2 separate regions of the Homo sapiens genome follow, and region 2 is linked to region 1. The links are chromatin contacts, found by Hi-C or POLR2A ChIA-PET in ENCODE. All regions are on one chromosome and are shown on one strand. The core of a region is the stretch at or near the end of the contact, and the rest is flanking DNA. Distances in the headings are between cores, read along the strand shown.

The links. Hi-C counts contacts between places; a loop is a spot of excess contacts on that map. ChIA-PET counts read pairs that join two places held with the same protein, here RNA polymerase II (POLR2A). Pooled maps may share reads with other maps.
Region 2: a map of endothelial cell of umbilical vein shows a loop between it and region 1 (5-fold over the local background). The contact joins two enhancer-like sites. A Hi-C loop is called at or near these places in 3 of 168 maps with a recorded cell type or tissue (endothelial cell of umbilical vein, heart left ventricle and heart right ventricle) and 3 of 50 pooled maps. POLR2A ChIA-PET finds 5 or more read pairs at or near these places in 3 of 52 experiments (CD4-positive, alpha-beta T cell, GM12878 and HEK293T).

The regions. Positions count from the first base shown.
Region 1 is chr13:80,234,046-80,237,527 of GRCh38, forward strand. No RefSeq gene overlaps it. Among named protein-coding and RNA genes, the nearest start is that of SPRY2, 110 kb to the right of the region's middle. Within about 2 kb of position 1,531, at least 6 of the 41 ENCODE cell types and tissues checked have a DNase peak (open chromatin) inside an H3K27ac peak, as active enhancers do; they include endothelial cell of umbilical vein, where a contact is called at or near this core.
Region 2 is chr13:80,274,015-80,278,031 of GRCh38, forward strand. No RefSeq gene overlaps it. Among named protein-coding and RNA genes, the nearest start is that of SPRY2, 65 kb to the right of the region's middle. Within about 2 kb of position 2,542, at least 5 of the 41 ENCODE cell types and tissues checked have a DNase peak (open chromatin) inside an H3K27ac peak, as active enhancers do; they include endothelial cell of umbilical vein, where a contact is called at or near this core.

The DNA of each region.
Region 1 (3,482 bases), core at 281-2,780:
CAAGAGATGAGGACCAGCTGTAAATACAGATGAAGCTTCGCTCGCTAGCCCACCACTCACCTCCAGCTGTGCAGCCCAGTTACTAACAGGCCACAGATCACCACCAGTACGTGGCCTGGTTTTGGGGACCCCTGGTCTGCAGTATTTTATAATTTAAAAAAATCTGAGCAGAACCTATTTGAGCTCTGGATTTGTCTTTGGATTAACGTTTCTAACAGGATTTATTGCTAAAAACAAAATTTCATGGACAAAGGATACTTGCAGTTGAGATAAGATTTTCAAAGGTTTTATACAAATCTACATAAATGTTAGAAAAGGATCTCTGAGAAAATTTTTAAGTCCACAAGGATTATTTCTGTGAATGTTTACGAATATAATTTTGATAAATATAAGAAATGTGAATAACAAAGATGTGCATGTAACCATTAGAAACAGAAAAAATGGAATATATATAAACAGAAAAATTAGCCCTTGTTATTACCCTAATTTTTTCATTGTCACAATCTACTTTGCTTTTATAAACCAATAGTTTTTATAAACCTTTAAAATTTGATATATAAATCTAAGACTATCTTTAAATATAGTGGCTATATTCTTGAATCTAGTATCACAAATAAAGAATATTAGATTTGAATTTTAGAGACTTAGAATAGTATAAGCTATATTTAAGAAGACATTTAAGACAGTTAACAGTATTTATAATTTTGTCTGGAGGAAACATTATTCTTAAGGTATTTATTACCAAATTTACTTAAAATGCCCCCAACATAAAATATTCTAGAAAAACCTAGTCAGGTTTCTGCAGAAAGTATTTAGTTTATACTGTAGCTACTATGACGGTTTGCACATTACATTTATTTAGGATCACATGCTTACTGAGATGTAAATTACTTTCACAATTTTTTTGGTCTTATTTATTTTTGCCTCTCCCAGCTTCCATCACTGAATGAAATCGAGGCATCAAACATTGGTTTCATGTATTTTTTTTGTAGCAACAACTGTAGAAATTGTGTATGATGAAAAGGTCTTAACTACTGCTTAAAGAGAAAAAGAAATTGTGTGGTTTATTTTTAAAGGGTGCACTCACACACTCACAAAGTAGTGGGGTTGAAAGGAGAGAAAAAAGAGTAAAAGTTCATTGGAACCCAATGATTTATTGGGAAAGGCTCAGCGAGCTCACATAAAAACCAAAGGGGGGAAGTGGTCGGACATTGGGTCAAATCTCCATTCACATGTTGTGTAATAAAAGGCTGACTGTAGCCTTTCAGCCTTGCTTCTAGTCATAGACAATGGCAATTGCAGAGCAAGACTAATAACAGGATTTAGCATAAATCCACCACAGGAAGTGAACAGTTGTACTGGCAAATAATTAGCCAGGAAACATTTTATAGCAGCATCAGGATGCGTCCGTGAGCTTTCAAACTCTCAATGCATTTGTGATCATGAAAACATAATTAGTTCTCAGCGATTGTAATTTTTGTGTGTGTTTGTTGTAAGATGGTTCCTTTCCCCTCCTTTCTTTTCACAAACAGGCCTTATTTTTCCTATCCTAATTTAGCAGCCCCAGTGAGGGTTTTGAAGTCTCAAGGGAGGGGTTTAGAATGTTCTCTTTTTTCTCCTGCTGATGCTTTTTTATTGCAAGGTGGATGGTGTTTATTTTGCACAGCTAACAAGTGAGTTCAAAGCAATACGTTGCTCTTGAACTTTTGCCAGATTCCCAAAGCTGAAAGCTCCCCTGCGTGGTAGAACCGACCTGTACTATCAAAGCCTGACTAATTTGCAAAGGAATGTCAAAATGACTGGTGCACTGCATTTTCCACCACCCGCTTCATTTGACACTTAAAGGAAAGCTAAGTGGGAGTGTAAAAGGAAGGAAATTCATTCAAGGAAGCGTACCTTATAATGTGTGAATTAATTTCAGAAGAGAATGAGAGCTCATTGCCGAGTACTTGCATTTTCATCTTCTGTGCTCTTTGTTGTAGTTACTGTTTTTGTAAGGGTTGCTAATAAACATTATGCTTCTGTTCTCACATCATCCATATTAGGAGGAAATGCTGTCATTAGACTTGGCTTTGAAATCCTTTGTGTCAAAGTGTCTACATGAAGCTGCTTCATCTGATTTAGTCACACCAGTCAAAGAGCGGCCTCATGAAGACAAACACTTGGTCCAGGGCGATATTTTTTTCGCCTTTCAACACTCTAAAAAATCATTTCCTCAGAACCAAGAGAATTACATATATGAACAAATATAAATTGTTTTTAGAGGAGACAAGACTGATAAATAAAGTCCTACACTTCACATTTAAAAGCATAATTCAGGGATGATATTTGAAAATGGAATTCAGCTCACCTAAAAATTACGCTGAAACAAAGGTCACAGAGAATCAGATCAAATAGGAGACTTTGATTTAATTTAGTCTAATTCTAATCTCTGTGTTCCAATTGCATTTTATAACCTCGAATTTTATTTAAAACTTATATTGAAAATATGACATTGACATATTCACCCAAATAAGTTCATCTGCAAATCATTTCTTTAAGCATTGACCCTAAAATTTCATTACTATTTCTGATTGTTTTCCCGGGGAGTTTGCTGTGATTTATATAAATTGCCATTGTCATCAGCCAGGTGAACAGAAACCTTACCTTCAAAATTGTTTTCCTTGCTTGAGTTTTGACCATGAATTTCTTAATGTTCCCTTCTACCTAAAACTGAACTCCATATCTCAGCATGGTTTTGACCACTAAATGTGTACCTTATCTCTGTTACCAAAATCTGAGGTAATCTGGCAATGCGTCAGTTACTTGGAAGTGAGCTACTAAGGTACAGTCATGTAGTAGTTGTCTAAAAAGTGAGTGAACGTCAAACTGAAGGCCATGCTGCTAAAGGATGAAGGCCAGAGTCACATGGATCCAGGTTTGCATTACAGCTTTAGCACTTACCAGTTCTATGGCCACTGCTAATTAATTACCTTTCAAAGGCTTAGCTTCCTCATGTGTAAAATGAGGCTAATTTTACCACCTAACCTGTGGTTTATTGTCCTCCGTACTGTGAATGTCAAACAATAAACACTTAATAAATGTTATCTATTACAAAATCAAAGCAGTTTGGAAATAATATGCTGCAAGAATCAGGAATTCCTTCAAGTGGGCTTAAAATATAGGAAATATGGCCAAGCGCGGTGGCTCTCGCCTGTAATCCTAGCACTTTGGGAGGGTGAGTCCGGTGGATCACCTGAGGTCAGGAGTTCGAGACCAGCCTGGCCAACATAGTGAAACCCCGTCTCTATGAAAATACAAAATTCGCCACATGTGGTGGCATGCTCCTGTAACCCCAGCTATTTGGGAGGCTGAGGCAGGAGAATCACTTGAACCAGGGAGGCAGAGGTTGCAGTGAGCTGAGATCACGCCATTGCACTCCAGCCTGGGCAACAGGAGCGAAACTCTGTCTAAAAAAAAAATAAAATTATATACATATATAT
Region 2 (4,017 bases), core at 1,292-3,791, 41 kb after region 1:
TCCTTTAGATCTGAGTATAACAGGTTCATTGCGAATTTATCTGGAGAAAAATAGTGAATTAGGCCAGGGTCTAGCCAGTCCCTTTACAATGGCAAAACATGATACTGCAAAGAGAAAAGGTTCTAACTCTTCCTAGGAGCAGATTTTCAGGGTTGACATCCTGCAACTCTTCCAAACAGGATCATACACATCAATAAAAATTTGTCCTTCATGTTTCTTCTCTGTCAAAGATGGAACTGGATGAGCTGGCCTTGGCTTTGAACAAATACATTGAAGTAGAGCCCTAAGCATCCAACTAAAGGTCCAGGGAACTTTAGAACTATGAGCAACATGATAAAAGCATTTTGTCTAAGGCTCTTATTTAACAGAGAAGGAAATTGCATTGAGAATCTGAACTGTTTATCTCAAATCACCATTTGGTGGAAATGCAGGAATGAGGCTTTCTGGATTTTAGATCAGGGCTTTCTAGATTCCCAGACTAATCTTGCTCTCTATTTTTGTCACCTAAAACTTCAGGGAATAAAGCTTTAGATGAAAGGCTATAGACAAAAATGAAAATGAAGAAAAATTGCTTTTTTTCAGTGCTTTCCCTCTTGCTCTGGTTACTTTTTCTTCATTTTCAGCACCACTTTTTTATTACTCTGCTGGCTCCTGTGTTTTCACATTGGCTTATCTCCAGGAAGAGAGCCTAAAAATGAATTCCTTCTAAGAATAAGTGACCTTAACCCAAAGGAATGATCTAACCTAAAGGAATAACTTCATAGCAATGAAGTTTTGACACTGGGTTACCTGGGTAAATAGTTTTTCAAGAGTTAGATGCTCTCCAAGTCTCCCTATAAATCATAGCACAGGGAAATGACTAAGATTAGCTTGCCCTCGAGGAATTACTGTCTCTTGCTCTCAGCTTGTTAGAGCTCCCACTATTTTTCTAATAGCCCTGGCTTCATATCCTGATATCCTTAAGGAGTAGGACAAAACATATTCCCCATTCAAGTCCTCAATCTTTTCCTAAAGAAGAACTACCTTTGACTTCTACTTGGGAAAAATTACAATGACCATATCAAATACTGACTTACTAATGAGAGGAATGGTGACACAGCCCAGAAGTACCTGGCATCATTATCCAACTTCTAAAAGTGGCAAATCAAAGAGAGAAGGCTTCAAAATCAGCAGGCAATAATATGCCAATCTGAGCCCTGCTCTAAACTCTAGATATCTAGATTCACAAGTTAAACATAGGCCTCCCCTTCTCTGAGCTCTTGAAAGGAAATGTCCATTCAAACCAAATGAAAAAATTCCCTTAACTATGTTCCTTTGAGGATATCATCCAACCTTGAACACTGCCTCACTCCTTTAAAAGCTTCTGCCATTTCCCATATCTTAATGTTAAATTGTTTAGTAAAGTTTATGGCATAATTTCTTCAGAGATTATCAGAAGGTTCCCAAATAACCCAGGGTAATTTAAATTCCTCATGCCTTCTCAATTTTGTAAGATATAACTGTAATCATTACAGTTCCTTAGAACTCTTGTCAAAAATAAATAAATTTAAATCTCATTATAATGAAGGCATCATTTTTCCCATAAAATTTGACTCTACTCTTCAAATTTTGATTTTCAAATTTGTATTTCCCCTAAAATTCATATGTATCAGAAGAATAATCATATGAGATTTCAGTCTTTTAATAAATGTGTTTTAAAATTGTGCTTAGAACTTGAGAGTTATGCTTAGGGAAAAAAAATCACACCCTGCTAGCATTTGCTGCCAACTATAAATTTCTACTAACTGCTTCTTTGTGGCAATGACCCAAAGCTATAGTTTTCTGCAGAAACTTTTTAGACTTGGAAACTGTCAACAATTTAGAAACAGATACATCAATGACAAAATTGATTATGTTTGTACAATAACTCTTAGCTGTTTATTACTTTTCTTTCGTACCTTGGTTAGTCATTTTAATTGGTGGCTTTTTTTTCCCCCTCACCAGACTACATGTTACAATAATGTGATATTTTTCTAAGTACTTCACACATTTGATTATTACCCTAACCTTGTGAAATAAACAAGGTAGTGTCACTATCCTTATTCTTTAGCTAAAAAGGAAAAAAAAACAAACGAAGTAAAGAGAGAGTAAAAGACTAGTCCAAAGACAGAGGGTTAGAGGGGCACCAAATACCATCATTCAAAAATAACTGATCTCAAATTTTATTAGTGACATAAAACCTTTATTTCTTCCTAGTTTCACAATATATCTACAGAGAAAGCCTACTACGTAGCTACCCTTATTCCACTTCCCAAATGCGTGCATTCTCACCCAGGCTGACTGTTCTTTTCTACTTTGCTGTTAGAAAATGGATTCCATGAGAATGAGCCATAAATACATGTCATTGGAAGGTATCAAAAATAAGTGAAAACCACAAAGAACCAGTTTCCATCCATCCCTGCCCCCTTTCCCAATGCCCACCAGGGGGAAAAAATAAAAATAGACAGGCTTGTAAGCACCCAGCTCTGGCCACAGAGCTGTTTGATTGCTTAAGCCGAGTGGTCAGACAATAGGACCAGAAAGAATGGCCGCTTCCTTCCTTCCTGTTGAGTGTTCTGCCTGAGTGAGCAAATTCAATAGCACTTTGCTTCACAGCAGCACTAGGCTCTAGCACGAGGAAAATCAACAAAGAGCCATTCTAGGGCATTTCCAACCCCACCTAAGCCAAGCCTCTGAGCTATAGAACCATGGGGGAGGGGGTGTCCAGATTCAGGTGCTCCTGGGGGCGTGCGCGTGAAAGCACACAAGCATCTAGGTTACCGCTTATATTGAGGGCCACTGTGCATTTGTAATTGTCCAGTCTAGCTGTTATCATTTTCAACTTTCTAATCCACAATTCTCTGCAATGTTTCAAAACTTTCCTGAAAGCTGGCTATTTCCTCGTGGCAACACAGTCAAAATTGGTATGGACAACTGTGATGACTCTAACTCTAGAATCATCTTAAATGCTCCTGTAATAAGTCATCCTTCTCTCCCCTCCACTGACTTTTAGATCTATGCCGAGTATGTACAATAATTTGGCCAATTTGGCAGTTAAGAACAGAAACCAGAGAAGACTTAAGACTAAGACACGTAGTTTCATGGATTATGTGTCAGACTTTCAGTGAACTTGTAGCCCTGGGCTGTGAACTTTGCAAGTGCCTCTCGGCTTTTTTCCTGTGCCTTTGGTAGGACAGGATAGCTAAATGGGGCTGGAATTGGATAGTTTTTCCCCCGGATTAATTAGGCTACAATAAAACCCCAACAGGTTAGGCTCTGGTAAAATAGTTTCTCTTGAGGGCAAGCCTTGTTAAGAAGAACAGCATGCTCTGGTATTTTTTCAAACTGATTACCTTTTCTCTCCCACTGCAAGAAGCCAGAGGGGATTTTTCCCTGATATTCACTATCAGAACCTGGTTGGGCTCCAAGAAATAAAACTCAAACTTCCACTGTGCATGTCCCCCAGAGTTTTTAACTGAGACTTGTCCACATTGAGTATCCAGAAATTTGTCAATTACAGTTCATGGTTCACACCCCGTACTGGTTCCTGCAGAAATTTGTTTGTGGGTTTTCTTATGAATATGAAAATTTATTTTATCATCATTTGTTATTGATTTAGTAACATGATTTCCACCACTGTAACATCCATGATGTTTGAGTATTTCTGGCAGTAAAAGTATATGTGGGCTGGTGCAATGGCTCACGCCTATAATCCTACCGTGTCCCGAATTGATGGGTTCTTGGTCTCACTGACTCCAAAAATGAAGCCGCAGACCCTCGTGGTGAGTGTTACAGTTCTTAACCGCAGGGTGTCTGGAGTTTGTTCTTTCCGGTGTTCGGAGTTCTTCCTTCCTCCCATCCAGAGTTGTTCATTCCTCCCGGTGGATTCGTGGTCTCGCTGGTTCAGAAAAGAAGCTGCAGACCTTTACAGTGAGTGTTACAGCTCATAAAGACAGTGTGGACCCAAGGAGCAAGCAGCAGCAAGATTTATTGCAAAGA